Regions from separate parts of the Homo sapiens genome. Here region 2 is linked to region 1. A link is a loop called in an ENCODE intact Hi-C map of the cell type or tissue named here. Cell type or tissue: lower leg skin. All regions are shown on one strand. Each heading gives the region's core, and the rest is flanking DNA. Links, peaks and the distances in the headings are about the cores only.

Region 1 (7,579 bases), core at 1,632-6,631:
TAAATACCCTCATATTACAGGTGAGGAAACTGAGGCACGGCTTCACTCACAAAGCAGCTGTGGGACCCAAGCACCCAGCAGCTATGTTGGGGCTCAGATGAGGCTGAGTCCATTCTCTACGCTGTCTGCTGTGGCGCATCAGTGATTCTGAATGTAAACTGAAGGCCTACGGCAGCTTTGTCAGCTCAGCAGCCAAGCAAATGACCCGAGAAAAATGGGGGCAATCACAGGCTACTTGGTGCTGGAAATGGGGTCATTAAAACATAAAATTATCAGACCCTTTTGTAAGCAATGGTTGCCGTGAGAAGGCCCATGAGGCAGTAGGGGGTGGGGAACTAATCTCTTTCTTTACACCTTGGGGAAGCAGACCTTCAACAGGCTCAGTCGCCAGGTCCTTTGTCGCATACATGGTCATTGGTTGGGAAGATTCAGTTAATCAGGGCACTTTGCCTGAGAAAATCGCTTTAACAATTTTTTTTCTTTTTTATTATTATTATTATACTTTAAGTTTTAGGGTACATGTGCACAATGTGCAGGTTAGTTACATATGTACACATGTGCCATGCTGGTGTGCTGCACCCAATTAACTCGTCATTTAGCATTAGGTATATCTCCTAATGCCATCCCTCCCCCCTCCCCCCACCCCACAACAGTCCTCAGAGTGTGATGTTCCCCTTCCTGTGTCCATGTGTTCTCATTGTTCAATTCCCATCTATGAGTGAGAACATGCAGTGTTTGGTTTTTTGTCCTTGCGATAGTTTACCGAGAATGATGATTTCCAATTTCATCCATGTCCCTACAAAGGACATGAACTCATCCTTTTTTGTGGCTGCATAGTATTCCACGGTGTATATGTGCCACATTTTCTTAATCCAGTCTATCATTGTTGGACATTTGGGTTGGTTCCAAGTCTTTGCTATTGTGAATAGTGCCACAATAAACATACGTGTGCATGTGTCATTATAGCAGCATGATTTATAGTCCTTTGGGTATATACCCAGTGATGGGATGGCTGGGTCAAATGGTATTTCTAGTTCTAGATCCCTGAGGAATCGCCACACTGACTTCCACAATGGTTGAACTAGTTTACTGTCCCACCAACAGTGTAAAAGTGTTCCTGTTTCTCCATATCCTTTCCAGCACCTGTTGTTTCCTGACTTTTTAATGATTGCCATTCTAACAGGTGTGAGATGGTATCTCATTGTGCTTTTGATTTGCATTTCTCTGATGGCCAGTGATCATGAGCATTTTTTCATGTGTTTTTTTGGCTGCATAAATGTCTTCTTTTGAGAAGTGTCTGTTCATATCCTTTGCCCACTTTTTGATGGGGTTGTTTGTTTTTTTCTTGTAAATTTGTTTGAGTTCATTGTAGATTCTGGATATTAGCCCTTTGTCAGATGAGTAGGTTGCGAAAATTTTCTCCCATTTTGTAGGTTGCCTGTTCACTCTGATGGTAGTTTCTTTTGCTGTGCAGAATCTCTTTAGTTTAATTAGATCCCACTTAACAATTAATAGCTAGGAAAAAAATACGAAGGTACTTTTTCCCATTGTTTGATATATTTTTCAACATAATATTTCTTACTATTTTTTGAGAGCTTCTGAATACAACCCATATTTCATCTTCAGGGATAAAAATCCTCAAATCTTCTTGCCTTTTCCTTAATTTATAATTATTACTGAAAATAATAGAAAAGCATTAGCAACCTGGCTGGGCTCAGTGGCTCACGCCTGTAATCCCAGCACTTTGGGATGCCGAGGCAGGCGGATCATGAGGTCAAGAGATCGAGACCATTCTGGCCAACATGGTGAAACACGGTCTCTACTAAAAATACAAAAATTAGCTGGGCATGGTGGTGCACGCCTGTAGTCCCAGCTACTCGGGAAACTGAGGCAGGAGAATTGCTTGAACGTGGGAGGCAGAGGTTGAGAGAGCCAAGATTGTGCCACTGCACTCCAGCCTGGAGACAGAGCAAGACTCTGTCTCAAAAAAAAAAAAAAAGAAAAGAAAAGAAAAGAAAACCCTTAGCAACCATGTTGTATGTTTACACAGACTTTAATTACTAATCAATAGTTCTTTACTCTCTTTGGTAAAGAAAAATACCTTTCCCAGCTGGGCGCAATGGCTCATGCCTGTAATCCCAGCACTTTGGGAGGCCGAGGCGGGTGGATCACCTGAGGTCAGGAGTTTGAAACCAGCCTGGCTAACATGGTGAAACCCCATCTCTACTAAAAATACAAAATTAGCCAGGCATGGTGGCAGATGCCTGTAATCCCAGCTACTTCGGAGGCTGAGGCAGGAGAATCCCTTGAACCTGGGAGGCAGAGGTTGCAGTGAGCCGAGATCGTGCCACTGCACACCAGCCTGGGCAACAAGAGCGAAACTCCATCTCAAAAAAGAAAAAAAGGAAAAAAAAAGGAAAATACCTTTCCCAATTAACCAGTGTCCTTGTTGATGATTATTTTAATCTCCATGGCATTGTTTACTCCCCTTTGGTGGCCAAGGGAGAAGCCATTTTCAGAGGACTGATAGATTCCAGGCACAGCAATCACCTGGTCCCTGGGCTTCCCAGCTGGCAGGGCTGGCATTTGGGAAGACGAGGAATGGTGTAATCCACAGGAGCAGGCTGAGAAGGTGGCCGGGCAGAGCATCTGATCCCAGCGTCTGACACCAGTGGCCCATTCCCTCCACCTTCGCCGGGGCAAAGCCCACTTGTGCCTCGTGCATTTGCCTCTTGGTTCCTAGTCCTCTCTAAGAATCACTCTGAGGCACTGCTGAGCTGAGGAATCTCTGCACCAGATGTCATGGGATCCATTCAACCTGCAGAGGATAAAATGCAGATAGAGGAAGGTGGTCTCTGAGTTGGAAGAGAAGACACTGAGGCCTCTAGGTGCAGGTTTTAAGGAAAGGCGGTATATTAATATTTCATGCCATGCCACACAAAGGGTCTGCTGACCCAGGTGGATTGAAGTCTTGTGACTGCCTGGTAGGCTCTACTACCTATCTCATAAACAGAAGGTGCTAAACAGAGGCACAGAACCTGGCTGAATTGTTGCTACCAGCTAAAATGGGTTCTAGACCGCGGAGACCGCATCTGCCCGGCGAGCACAGAGCCTTGTCCCTTGCCACTCCGCCGCCCATCCACACCTGCTGCCAGCTCACCATGGATGATGATACTGTCGCCCTCGTCATCGACAATGGCTCTGGCATGTGCAGGGCTGGCTTCGCAGGCGACAGTGCTCTCCAGGCCGTCTTCCTCTCCATCATGGGGCACCCCAGGCACCAGGGTGTGATGGTGGGCATGGGTCAGAAGGACTCCTACGTGGGCGACAAGGGCCCAGAGCAAGAGAGGCATTCTGACCCTGAAGTACCGCATCGAGCATGGCATCGTCACCAACTGGGAGGATATGGAGGAGATTTGGCTCCACACCTTCTACAGTGAGCTGCATGTGGCTCCTGAGGAGCACCCCCTGCTGCTGACCGAGGCCTCTCTGAACCCCAAGGCCAACCACGAGAAGGTAAACCAGATCATGTTTGAGACCTTCAACACCCCAGCCATGTATGTGGCCATCCAGGCCTTGCTGTCCCTGTAAGCCTCTGGCCATACCACTGGCATCGTGATGGACTCTGGTGATGGGCTCACCCACACTGTGCCCATCTACGGGGGGGTATGCCCTCCCCCACACCATCCTGCATCTGGACCTGGCTGGCCCAGACCTGACTGACCACCTCATGAAGATCCTCACCGAGCGCGGCTACAGCTTCACCACCACGGCCAAGCGGGAAATCGTGCATGACATCGAGGAGAAGCTGTGCTATGTTGCCCTGGACTTTGAGCAGGAGATGGCCATGGTGGCCTCCAACCCCCTGCTGGAGAAGAGCTAGGAGCTGCCAGGTGGCCAAGTCATCTGCAATGAGCAGTTCCGCTGCCCTGAGGCACTCTTTCAGCCTTCCTTCCTGGGCATGGAATCCTGTGGCATCCATGAAACTACCTTCAACTCCATCATGAAGTGTGACATGGACATCTGCAAAGACCGGTACGTCAACAGAGTGCTGTCTGGCGGCACCACCGTGTACCCTGGCATCGCCGACAGGATGCAGGAGATCACCGGCCTGGCTCCAAGCACGATGAAGATCAAGATCATTGCTCCTTCTGAGCGCAAATACTCCATGTGGATTGGCAGCTCCATCCTGGCCTCGCTGTCTACCTCCCAGCAGATATGGATCAGCAAGCAGGAGTATGACGAGTCCAGCCCCTCCATCGTCCACCACAAATGCTTCTAGGCGGACTGTTACTTAGTTGCGTTACACCCTCTCTTGACAAAACCTAACCTGAGCAGAAAACAAGATGAGATTGGCATGGCTTTATTTGCTTTTTTGTTTTTTATGGTTTTTTTTTTGGCTTGACTCAGGATTTAAAAACTGGAACGGTGAAGGTGACAGCAGTTGGATGGAGCAAGCATCCCCCGAAGTTCTACAATGTGGCCGAGACTTTGATTGTACATTGTTCTTTTTTTTTTAATAATCATTCCAAATATTGTGAGATGCATTGTTACAGGAAGTCCCTTGCCCTCCTAAAAGCCACCCCGCTTCTCTTTAAGGAGAATGGCCCAGTCCCCTCCCGAGTCTACACAGGAGGTGATAGCATTGCTTCATGTAAATTATGTAATGCAAAACTTTTTTAATTTTCGCCTTAATACTTTTTAATTTTGCTTCATTTTGAATGATCAGCCTTCGTGGTGCCCCTTTTTTGTCCCCCAACTTGAGATGTATGAAGGCTTTTGGTCTCCCTAGGAGTGGGTAGAGGCAGCCAGGGTTTACCTGTACACTGACTTGAGACCAGCTGAATAAAAGTGCACACCTTAAAAATAAAATAATAAAATAAAATAAAATGGGTTCTAAGAAGTACCATTTTGTATTCTCATGACATGCACCACACTTATACTTTATTTTCATGATTCCAGAACCATATTTAGATCAACTAGAGTGATTTATGGAATATATTCAAAATAGAGGTTAACTCGTTCCCTGGGTGCTGTGTGGAAATTCAGTCACCCCAGAAGCATGGTCCATTCCTAAATCAGAAGAGACCCACGGAGCTGCCTGGGAAAGGGCCATATGCAGGGTAGGACACTGAGCAGGAGCCCAGGGGGAGGTGCCCATTATCCGGTCTGGGTCTAGGTCTGTTCTAGGTAATTAGACAGGCATGAGCGGGGCAGGAGAGGGCTCTCCCCCAACACACTAGGAATGTCAAGTGATGGCTCAGCAGTTACCACATTGCTGCTCTAAAAATGGTAATTGGGCAGCCAGGGAGAGACAATCTCTGGATGGTCCACACCTGTTAACATTAAAAGCGTTAATTGCCGAAACCCAGGATCTAACCAGGGACCTTTAGATCTTCAGTCTAACGCTCTCCCAAGGTGGGCAGGTCACAAGGTCAAGAGATCGAGACCATCCTGGCCAGCATGGTGAAAACCCGTCTCTGCTAAACATACAAAAATTAGCTGGGCATGGTGGCACGTGCCTGTAGTCCCAACTACTCAGGAGGCTGAGGCAGGAGAATCTCTTGAACCAAGAGTTGGAGGTTGCAGTGAGCCAAGATCGCGCCACCGCACTCCAGCCTGGTGACAGAGCGAGACTCCGTCTCAAAAAAAAAAAAAGTGTTAATTGAATGCAGACCCCAGGGAGAAGCAGCTTCTGGGGCATACACGTTAAGTGACAAAATGGCAAAGTATGATGCTGCGGGGGACACACGCCACCAGAGAAAGGAAAAAGCCTCAGATGGGCAGGCATGTAACTCCCTAAACACACTGCACGTGCTCATTTCCAAAGGGTAAGGAAAGCACTGCGCATGTGGAAAGCACACCCTAGGGGAAGAATCATGGGAAAGAGGCGAGCCTATGAAGTCCCAGGATCAAGGTTAAAGGGGCTGTTTTTCTCTCTTTGACCTTCAGGCGCTCACTTGGGTCTCTCCCAAGGGTTCTTTCCTTTCTTTTCTGTTCTAAAGCCTTTTTAATAAACTTCCACTCCTGCTCTGAAACTTGCCTCTGTCTCTTTTTCTGCTTTATGGCCCTCAGTTTAATGCTTTCTTCGGAGGAGGCAAGGGCTGAAGTTGCTACAGACCCATATGGACACACTGCCAGTAACTTGGGGTAACTCAGATCTCCGCCATCGCTAACAGATCCAGCCCTTCTGCAGACCAGCTCTCAGCTAACATACATCCCTGGTTAGCTCACCCCCGTGATGGGTGGGCTGTGTTCTGTGATCACCCAGGTCTTATCTATTCCTAATGTTCCCTGATCCTGTTACCCTCTGACCACTGGACAGATACCCAGTGGTTCACTTGGATGGTTCAAAACTGTTCCTAGCCCTTAAAAGCTGGTAAATTAAAAAGAAGAGAGCTTACAGATGGCCAGCTTCTTCTCCCCTAAATAGCAAGCCTGTAAAATAGTCCCTTTTCCTGGGGATAGTGAACATGGATCAGTTAGAAATAAGGGATATTCAGGTTGGGAGAGGACAGAAGCACCTACAGGGAGGCTGCTGAAGATGAGGCCCTGTGGAGTTCCCCTCCATTAATTTTTCACAAAACTGTAGAAGCAAACTAATAATCATGTTGTCTAATATATGACCATGTCACCTGCAGCTGGGAGGGGGCGGGGAGAGAAAATGACTACCCTCGACTTCCAATTATGCTATGATAACAGTTTAAATTTTATTGAGTAAATAATTATCTCTGTGGGTTTAACAAAAAACAAAACAAAACACAGCACAACACCATTAGTCATCTGTCTGAGGTAAAGCTGAAATATATATTTAACACATGCGTTTCTTATTCAATGCCCTGATTCAGAGCAAGGCGTGAGCCACTCATACCTCCAGGGGGTAAATGACTAGCTATTTTGGTAAATTAGGTTTTTGTTTTCATTTCCTGTTAGATTCTTTGTCTTCAGTTTTTAATTTATTTTGAACCAAAGGCAAGAGTGAAGGGGGGTATGTGGGTTTCTCATAATGATCTATAGGAGAATTTGACATGTGTCAGGTGTCAGTTTGGCATGTGCATGGCCCAGTTCAGGAGGAAACAGGGGTACATTAGTGTTGCTTGGAAGAAGTAGGGAGGCAGACAACAGGGCTTCGGACACACCGATTTATCCTTAAAAGCAGCAGCTAGTAAGCCCTCTTCTGATGTGCGCTGGGTCAGAAGCAAAGGCTTTGAGGACAGTATTAGGAGATAAAATCCTGAGATAAAATTGATATTTTTCCCTACTGATTCTAAGAAGTCAAATAGAAGCCTTATGTGTGTGGCTGGCATCAATTTCGCTGTCTGCTTGCCCAATGATGACAGTTTTTTCTCTCTCTTTGTTTACTTTCTTTTTAAAAAATCTTCATCCTTTTTTTGGGGGTGGACAGGGTCTCACTCTGTTGCCCAGGCTGAATGCAGTGGCACGATCATGACTCACTGCAGCCTCGACCCCCCAGGCCCAGATGATCCTCCCACCTCAGCCTCCCAACTAGCTGGGACCACAGGTGTGCACCACCGTGCCCAACTAATTTTTTATTTTTTGTAGAGAGGGGGTCTTGCTA
Region 2 (7,579 bases), core at 1,447-6,446, 260 kb after region 1:
AACACTTAAAAAGTCTGTATGGCGGCTGGGCATGGTGGCTCACTTCTGTAATCCCAGCACTTTGGGAGGCTGAGGCAAATGGATCACCTGAGGTCAGGAGTTTGAGACCAGCCTGGCCAACATGGTGAAACCCCATCTCTACTAAAAATACAAAATTGGCTGGCTATGGTGGTGCATGCCTGTAATCCCAGCTACTTGGGAGGCTGAGGCAGGAGAATCTCTTGAACCTGGGAGGCGGAGGTTGCAGTGAGCTGAGATTGTGCCATTGCACTCCAGCCTGGGCAACAAGAGTGAAACTCTGTCTCAAAAAAAATAAATAAAAAAAATAAAAATCGGTATGGCATGACAATACTTTAAGGGGAAGATAAGATTTCTTTCTACTTCTAAATGATACTGTGATACCTTAGGCACTAAGGCAGAGCTAGTAATGCTTTCGTAGTTTCACATTGGCTTATTTTAACAGATCAAGGCAACGTGTGTTGTAAGTATGTAAACTGATACTAACCTTGTGGTCTAAAGTATTTAGCTATCAAGCCAGATTCCCTAGTAGACCAAGTCTTATTATCAAAGTGTTCTGAGGTGTACCTTGATGTTTAGGAGAAAAGTATTTGTTAACATCTTCTAGGATCTACTTTTTGAACTTTTCATTCCCTGTAGTTGCCAATTCTGCATGTGCTAGTCCTCTAGAAATAGGTTAAACTGAAGCAACTCGATGGAAGGAACTCTCCACAGGGCTTGTTTTCCAAAGAAAAGTATTGCTTGGAGGAGCAAAATTATTAGCCTACTCTAAGCATCATAAAGTGTTCAAAAAATTGGCCGGTTGCGGTGGCTCACGCCTGTAATCCCAGCACTTTGGGAAGCCCATGCAGGTGGATCACCTGAGGTCAGGAGTTTGAGACTAGCCTGGCCAACATGGTGAAACCCTGTCTCCACTAAAAATACAAAAATTAGCCGGGCGTGATGGTGCATGCCTGTAATCCTAGCTGCCCAGGAGGCTGAAGCAGGAGAATCGCTTGAACCCGGGAGGCGGAGGTTACAGTGAGCCGAGATTGTGCCACTGCACTCCAGCCTGGGAGACAGAGCAAGACTCTGTCTCAAAAAAAAAAATAAGATAAAATAACAAAAACTCAGAGCCAGGCTTGCGGATGGAAATGTAGTGCCCGAGTCACATTCTGCTTAAAGTTGTAATGAATACAGATGAGTTAAAAGAGAGAAAAAAAAAAGAGGTAGAGAAAGAATTTAAAATGACAAGTTTTTTAAAGTAAATGCTCTGCAGGCAGGTGTTGTGGCTCTGGTCTGTAACTTCAGTTACTCAGGAAGTGGAGGTGGGAGGATCCCTTCAGCCCAGGAGTTCAAGACCAGCTTGAGCAACATAGCAAGATCTCATCTCAATTTAAAATAAAATAAAAATTTTTAAAAATGAAGTAAATGCTCTATGAAAAGGAAACCCAAGGGCCTAGAGGCAGTAGGAACTGGTTTTCAGTAGTAAAGTTGAGGGGCATGTGGAGTCCATCTTGGCTTTCCTCTGACAGCCAGTGAAGATGGAACCCGTATCCGCACACTGAAGCTGCTCCCTGGGCTTGCTGCATGCCTGCCTGCAGGTTGGTTGAGCTTTGCAGGAAAGCCGCGTTGGCAAGTGTGCCAGGACCCTGAACTGCTTTGGGGACCGACAGAATGCAAGTCTGAGGCCGTAGAGACTTAGGGAGGGGAAGTGCAGCTGCTGTTTGCTGCCAGATGCTGGGTGTGGGTTTGACACTTGCTTCCCCTTGGTGCAGAGAGACTCAGGCCCTCGTTGGTTCAGAGCTAGATGCCATTGAGCAGATACGCTTGCCTGGAGTAAGGCTGGGGGCCTTAGTGGGTGGCGTTGTGGGGGTCTGTGTGTTTCTCCCAAGTCCTACCAAAGACCTCACCTAGGATTGCCACAAGAGCCACATTCAGGGGAATCTCGGGCCCAAATGAGGCTGGGGCCTCTGTCATTTTTCCTGATTCAGCTCCATTCTGTCTCCTGCACCCACGCTCCTCAGACACTGGCACTTCTGTCCCTCCTCCGTTTGGGGCCTAGGGAAGTTTCACCTCCTGGCTAGGAGTGGTAGTACTCTGAGGGGTTTGCCAAATGGCTCATTTAGAATCTGCTTGTGTGGGGAAGGAAAGCAGCAAGTTGCAAAGGAATGAATGAGAGGGCACAAGAGAGGGGAGCTTGGCCTGTGCCACGCTGTGGGGCCAGACTCTTGGCTGGACAGGAGGGGATGAAGATAACGCACACAGCTTGGATCATGTTTCCTCCCATATGACAGTGGAACCACTTCTGGAAGTTTCACCCTTTTTACTATTTATTTTAAACCTGAATAAGTAAATAAAGCCCCTGCCCCCTACCTCAAATCAAAACCCAAAACCTTCCTTGGGGTTTCCAGGAGCAAATGAAATTAAAATGTCTCATCTGATGGTCATCAGGAAGAGTGCTGATGGGTGAGTCTTCTGGCTTCCAAAGGGTGGGGCTAGGGGGTGTGTTGGAGCTTCCTCTTTGCTGCCCTGTGGTAGCTTAAAGCCCCTTTTCCTGGACCTGGTTGTTTTGAGTCAGTTCAGTGGCTTGGCCCTGCCGCCTGGGTCCAGAATTCTTCCCCTACCCCATACTCATTTTTTAACTTATTTTTAATTTTTATTTTTTTAGAGATAGGGTCTCACTGTGTCACCCATGCTGGAGTGTAGTGGTGGAACCATAGCTCACTGTAGCCTTGAACTCCTAGGCTCAACAATCCTCCTTCCTTAGCCTCCCAAGTATCTGGGACCACAGGCATGCACCACCATGCCCAACTAATTTTTGTTGATTTTATAAAAATGTGTTTTAGAGACAGGGTCTCGCTATGTTATCCAGGCTGGTCTTCTGACCCTGAGAGATCCTCCTGCTTCAGCCTCCTGAGTAGCTAGGACTACAGGCATGCATCACTACTCCAGGCTAATTTCTCAATTTTTTTTTTTGTAGCGATGGAGTCACACTATGTTATCCAGGCTGGTCGTGAACTCCTGGGCTCAAGCCGTCCTTCTGCCTCTGCCTCCCAAAGTGTTGGGATTACACATGTGAGCCACCACACCCAGCCACTCATTTTTGACATAACAGTACAAAAGGGTTGATGAACTGTTTTGTAAAAAGAAACAACAATAACAAATGAAAACCAAAAACACCCTCTCTCACTGAGGGAGAGTTGGGTCCATTTTACCCAAGCATTAGGGGGTAAGCCCCACCAATTTGGAGCCACAGTCTTGGTGTCAGAAAGCTTAGGTTTCCATCCTTGTTTTACTCCTTTCTAGCTGTGTGAGCTTAGAGAAGTTACTGATCCTTACTGAGCTCTTCTTTTTTTTTTTTTTGAGATGGAGTCTCACTCTGTCACCCAGGCAGGAGTGCAATGGTATGGTCTCGGCTCACTGCAACCTCTGCCTCCCGGGTTCAAGTGATTCTCCCGCCTCAGCCTCCCGGGTATCTGGGACTACAGGCATGTGCCACCACACCCAGCTAATTTTTTGTATTTTTAGTAGAGACGGGGTTTCACTATGTTGGCCAGGCTAGTCTTGAACTCCTGACCTCGTGATCTGCCCGCCTCGGGCTCTCAAAGTGCTGGGATTACAGGCATAAACCACTGCGCCCGGCCTGAGCTCTTCTTTAAAATGGGAATCGTATGTAACTCTCAAAGGGGTCAAAGGAATTAAATTAGAATATACTCCTGACAGCCCTGGCAGTGCCCTGGCATTGGGTTGCCAGATGAAATTCAGGAAACCTAGTTAAGTTCAAATTTCAAATAAATATGAAGTAATTCTTTCATATGTGCAATTATTGCAAAAACTGTGTGTCCTATAGTTTTATTTGCTAAATCTGGCTACTGCACCCTGGCATATTACAGGAGTTGGTAAATGTTTCCACGTTTTGACTTCCTCATAAGCCCATCTACAAAGGGCTTCAGATGGCCAGGCATGGTGGCTCACGCCTGTAATCCCAAAACTTTGGGGGGCCGAGGTGGGCGGATCATGAGGTCAGAAGATCGAGACCATCCTGGCTAACACGGTGAAACCCCGTCTCTACTAAAAAAATACAAAAAATTAGCCAGGCGTGGTGGTGGGCGCCTGTAGTCCCAGCTACTTGGGAAGCTGAGGCAGGAGAATGGCAGGAAGCTGAGGCAGGAGAATGGCGTGAACCTGGGAGGCGGAGCTTGCAGTGAGCTGAGATTGTGCCACTGCACTCCAGCCTGAGCGACAGAGCAAAACTCTGTCTCAAAAAAAAAAAAGAAGAAAGGGCTTCAGACACTGCCTGATTTCAATGTTGCTACGTTGTGGTTTGAAGGATGGGGAGATAAGGAAGGTGAAGGTATAAAAATTGGCTAAGATCTCAACCTTATGTCCACAAGTAGAAGAGCATAAAAATAGTATAAAAATACTGAAGGCCAGTACAGTGTCCTGCGTGATCACGAATTCACCCTTTATGGTGTGTATAAATAAGTTTCAGGGTCTCCCAATAATTCACCATTATCTAGAAATTTAAAATTCTGTTTATAATGATATGGAAAAGTGCTTATGGCATCATTTTAAGCAAGAAAAGCAGGGAAAAAATGTAGCTACATTGTGATCTCTACCACATTAAACTGCATAGGAGAAAAAAAATCTGGGAGGAAATATGTGAAAATAACTGTGTCATTGGGATTTATGTTCATCCCTGCATCTTTATACCTGGCAATATTATCCAAAGTTTCTATAATGAACTTACTACTCTTAAAATTAATCTGAAAGTTCTCTCTTAAGTTATGTTTATCATTGTTTTACATGATAAATATAACTCTTAAGTTATATTTATCATTGTTTTACATTATGAATACAATTCTAAATGAATTAAACAACTTACGGGAAATATAACTTCAAACTCTTAAGAATGGACGTAATATAGAAATTCAGGGTGTAACAAAACCATATGATCTTTAAAAATACCTTTGTTATGAAATATAACACAAACAGGAAAGTGGATGAAACAAGAATGTACAGCTGAACACGTTTTCATAAAGCAGAGACCCAGGTAACCAGCAAGGTCAAGAACAAGAACACTGTCAGCCCTGCTGAAGCCCAGTGTTCTCTTGCCCAGTCACAATCCCCTCAATTTCCCTAGTCAGTTTGTTATTTACTTCCTTTTCCTTTCGTTTCAGTTTGACCACCTAAATTGTGTTCCTAAAAAACATGTTCTTGAACTTGATATAAATGGAATCATCTGGTAAGTATTCTATTGTGTCTGGCTTCTTTCACCCAACATGCTTTTAAAAAGGTTCACTCATGGCCAGGCATGGTGGCTCACGCCTGTAATCCCAGCACTTTGGGAGGCTGAGGCAGGTGGACTATGAGGTCAGGAGATTGAGACCATCCTGGCTAACATGGTGAAACCCCATCTCTACTAAAAATACAAAAAATTAGCCGGGCATGGTGGCGCATGCCTGTAATCCCAGCTACTTGGGAGGCTGAGGCAGGAAAATCGCTTGAACCCAGGAGCGGAGCTTGCAGTGAGCTGAGATCATGCCACTGCACTTCAGCCTGGGTGACAGAACGAGACTCCGTTTTTTAAAAAAAAAAAAAAAGAAAGAAAAAAAAGATTCACTTATATTGCTTACCACTTTAATTTAAACTTCTTCATTTTTGTTGCCATATTAGCATTTCAAGGTAGAACTATGCTCCTGTTTCTTGATTCATCCTACTGTTGATGTGCAATTGGGTGACTCCCAAGTTTTGGCATGGCAAACTGCTGCTGCTATCAATATCCTTGTCTGCGTCTCCTGGGCCCATGTACTCACGTGAGCTGATGTTTTAGCTTCTGTCAGCTAACCTAACTTTGTGGTAATGAGATTTATATCTATACACATCCACGACTGTAAAAGAAAAAACTGATACAGACACTGGAGTTTGGGGATCTGAAGTTGTGGATCTTGTTGTCATGAATTAGTTCCTATTAGTGACAAATTCATATTTCAGAGGACTAAAAACCCAGCAGTTTTCATACATATCAGAATAAACCTGCTGTTAGTCTAAATGCTTTAACAATTCTTTTAAATGGAAAGAAAAAGTCTGAAAAGTCTTTTTATTTTAGGCCAGATGCAGTGAATCCACCTGTAATCCCAGCACTTTGGGAGGTGGAGGCAGGTGGATCACTTGAGGTCAGGAGTTCAAGACCAACCTGACCAACATGCTGAAACCCTGTCTCTACTAAAAATACAAAAAATTAGCCGGCGTGGTGGCGGGCGCCTGTAGTGCCAGCTATTCAGCAGGCTGAGGCAGGAGACTCGCTTGAACTCAGGAGGCAGAGCTTGCAGTGAGGCGAGATGGTGCCACTGCACCCCAGCCTGGGCGACAGCGAAACTGTCTCAAAAAATAAATAAATAGTCTTTTTATTTCAAAATGATAGCATCTAAATGTGAAGGTTTCTGCTTTGTGACTAATAAAAACATTTGTCAATATTCCAAATTAGACAGTTTTGCTTTGAGTCAGAATTAGAAATTTCTTTGCACCAGAAGAGATTTTAGAGACACTATGTAGTTCAATCCCTTATTATATAAATAGTAAGAAAAAGCTCTTTAAGGTCAAATGTCTTCTCCAGGCCATACTTAGCTAGGGAGTTTAGAACCAGGACTTCTGACTTCTAACCTCGAATGTTATAAAACTTCCTAAAAATATTACATGGCACTACCTTTCAAACTATGGCATGTGTAGGAGACTAAGAATGTTATTATGCCATTGCCACTGTCACTGTATCTGATTTATTAATTAATGCACCCACCTGAGCATGAGCCTGGCTGCTTGATTTTTCTGCCATCTCAATTTTACAACAGAGATATGGGTAAGATCGCAGATATTATGAGGTGAAGAGGCAGTGGTCATATTTTGCAAAATTTTGGTACACATGGCAACAGATGGCTGTAAATTGCTAAATTCTTGAAAGTCACAGCTTGAAAGTTACCGTGACCATCTAGTGCTGACTATGGAATAGTAGTAAGGTGCTGGGGACAGGGACTTCTGTGAAGCTCTGGCTCTGATTCTCAAATGCCAGCTTGAGATCTGAAACTGACCTGGGATGGCATTTTTCTTGATCTTGGTAATAGAAGAGAAAAAAAGGACATATTAAGAAGTTTTTCATAAAGTTAACTTTGTTCAATTTGAAGGACCACTTTTTCTATGCTGAGATCTGTCCTTCCTACTTTTTGTATGTATTAAAATATCCTTTTAAAAATAGTATATATATATATATTTGACATGGAGCTTCCCTCTTTTGCCCAGGCTGGAGTGCAGTGGCGCAGTCGTGGCTTACTACAACTTCCGCCTCCTCGGTCCAAGTGATTCTCCTGTCTCAGCCTCCCAAGTAGCTGGGATTACAGGCGCCCACTACCATGCAGGCTAATTTTTGTATTTTCAGTAGAGACGGGGTTTCACCATGTTGGTCAGGCTGGTCTCGAACTCCTGATTTCAGGTGATCCACCCACCTTGGCCTCCCAAAGTGCTAGGATTTCAGGCGTGAGCCACCACGCTTGGCCAAAATAGTATTTTTTTGAGACAGAGTCTCGCT

The links. Hi-C counts contacts between places; a loop is a spot of excess contacts. Peaks named below come from ENCODE experiments on the same cell type or tissue, not always from the same donor. Only the 100,000 strongest peaks of a DNase experiment are listed, where the experiment ranks them.
Region 2: it touches region 1 in a loop (3-fold over the local background); 6 of 110 quality-filtered maps call a loop at or near these places.

The regions. Positions count from the first base shown.
Region 1 is chr18:62,438,848-62,446,426 of GRCh38, forward strand. It overlaps the pseudogene ACTBP9. Among named protein-coding and RNA genes, the nearest start is that of ZCCHC2, 80 kb to the right of the region's middle. In lower leg skin, for the core only: no CTCF peak of the experiment used is centred there; DNase peaks (open chromatin) are centred at 3,514, 3,744 and 4,094.
Region 2 is chr18:62,700,750-62,708,328 of GRCh38, forward strand. No RefSeq gene overlaps it. Among named protein-coding and RNA genes, the nearest start is that of PHLPP1, 11 kb to the right of the region's middle. RefSeq lists a silencer at 1,763-1,812. In lower leg skin, for the core only: no CTCF peak of the experiment used is centred there; no DNase peak of the experiment used is centred there.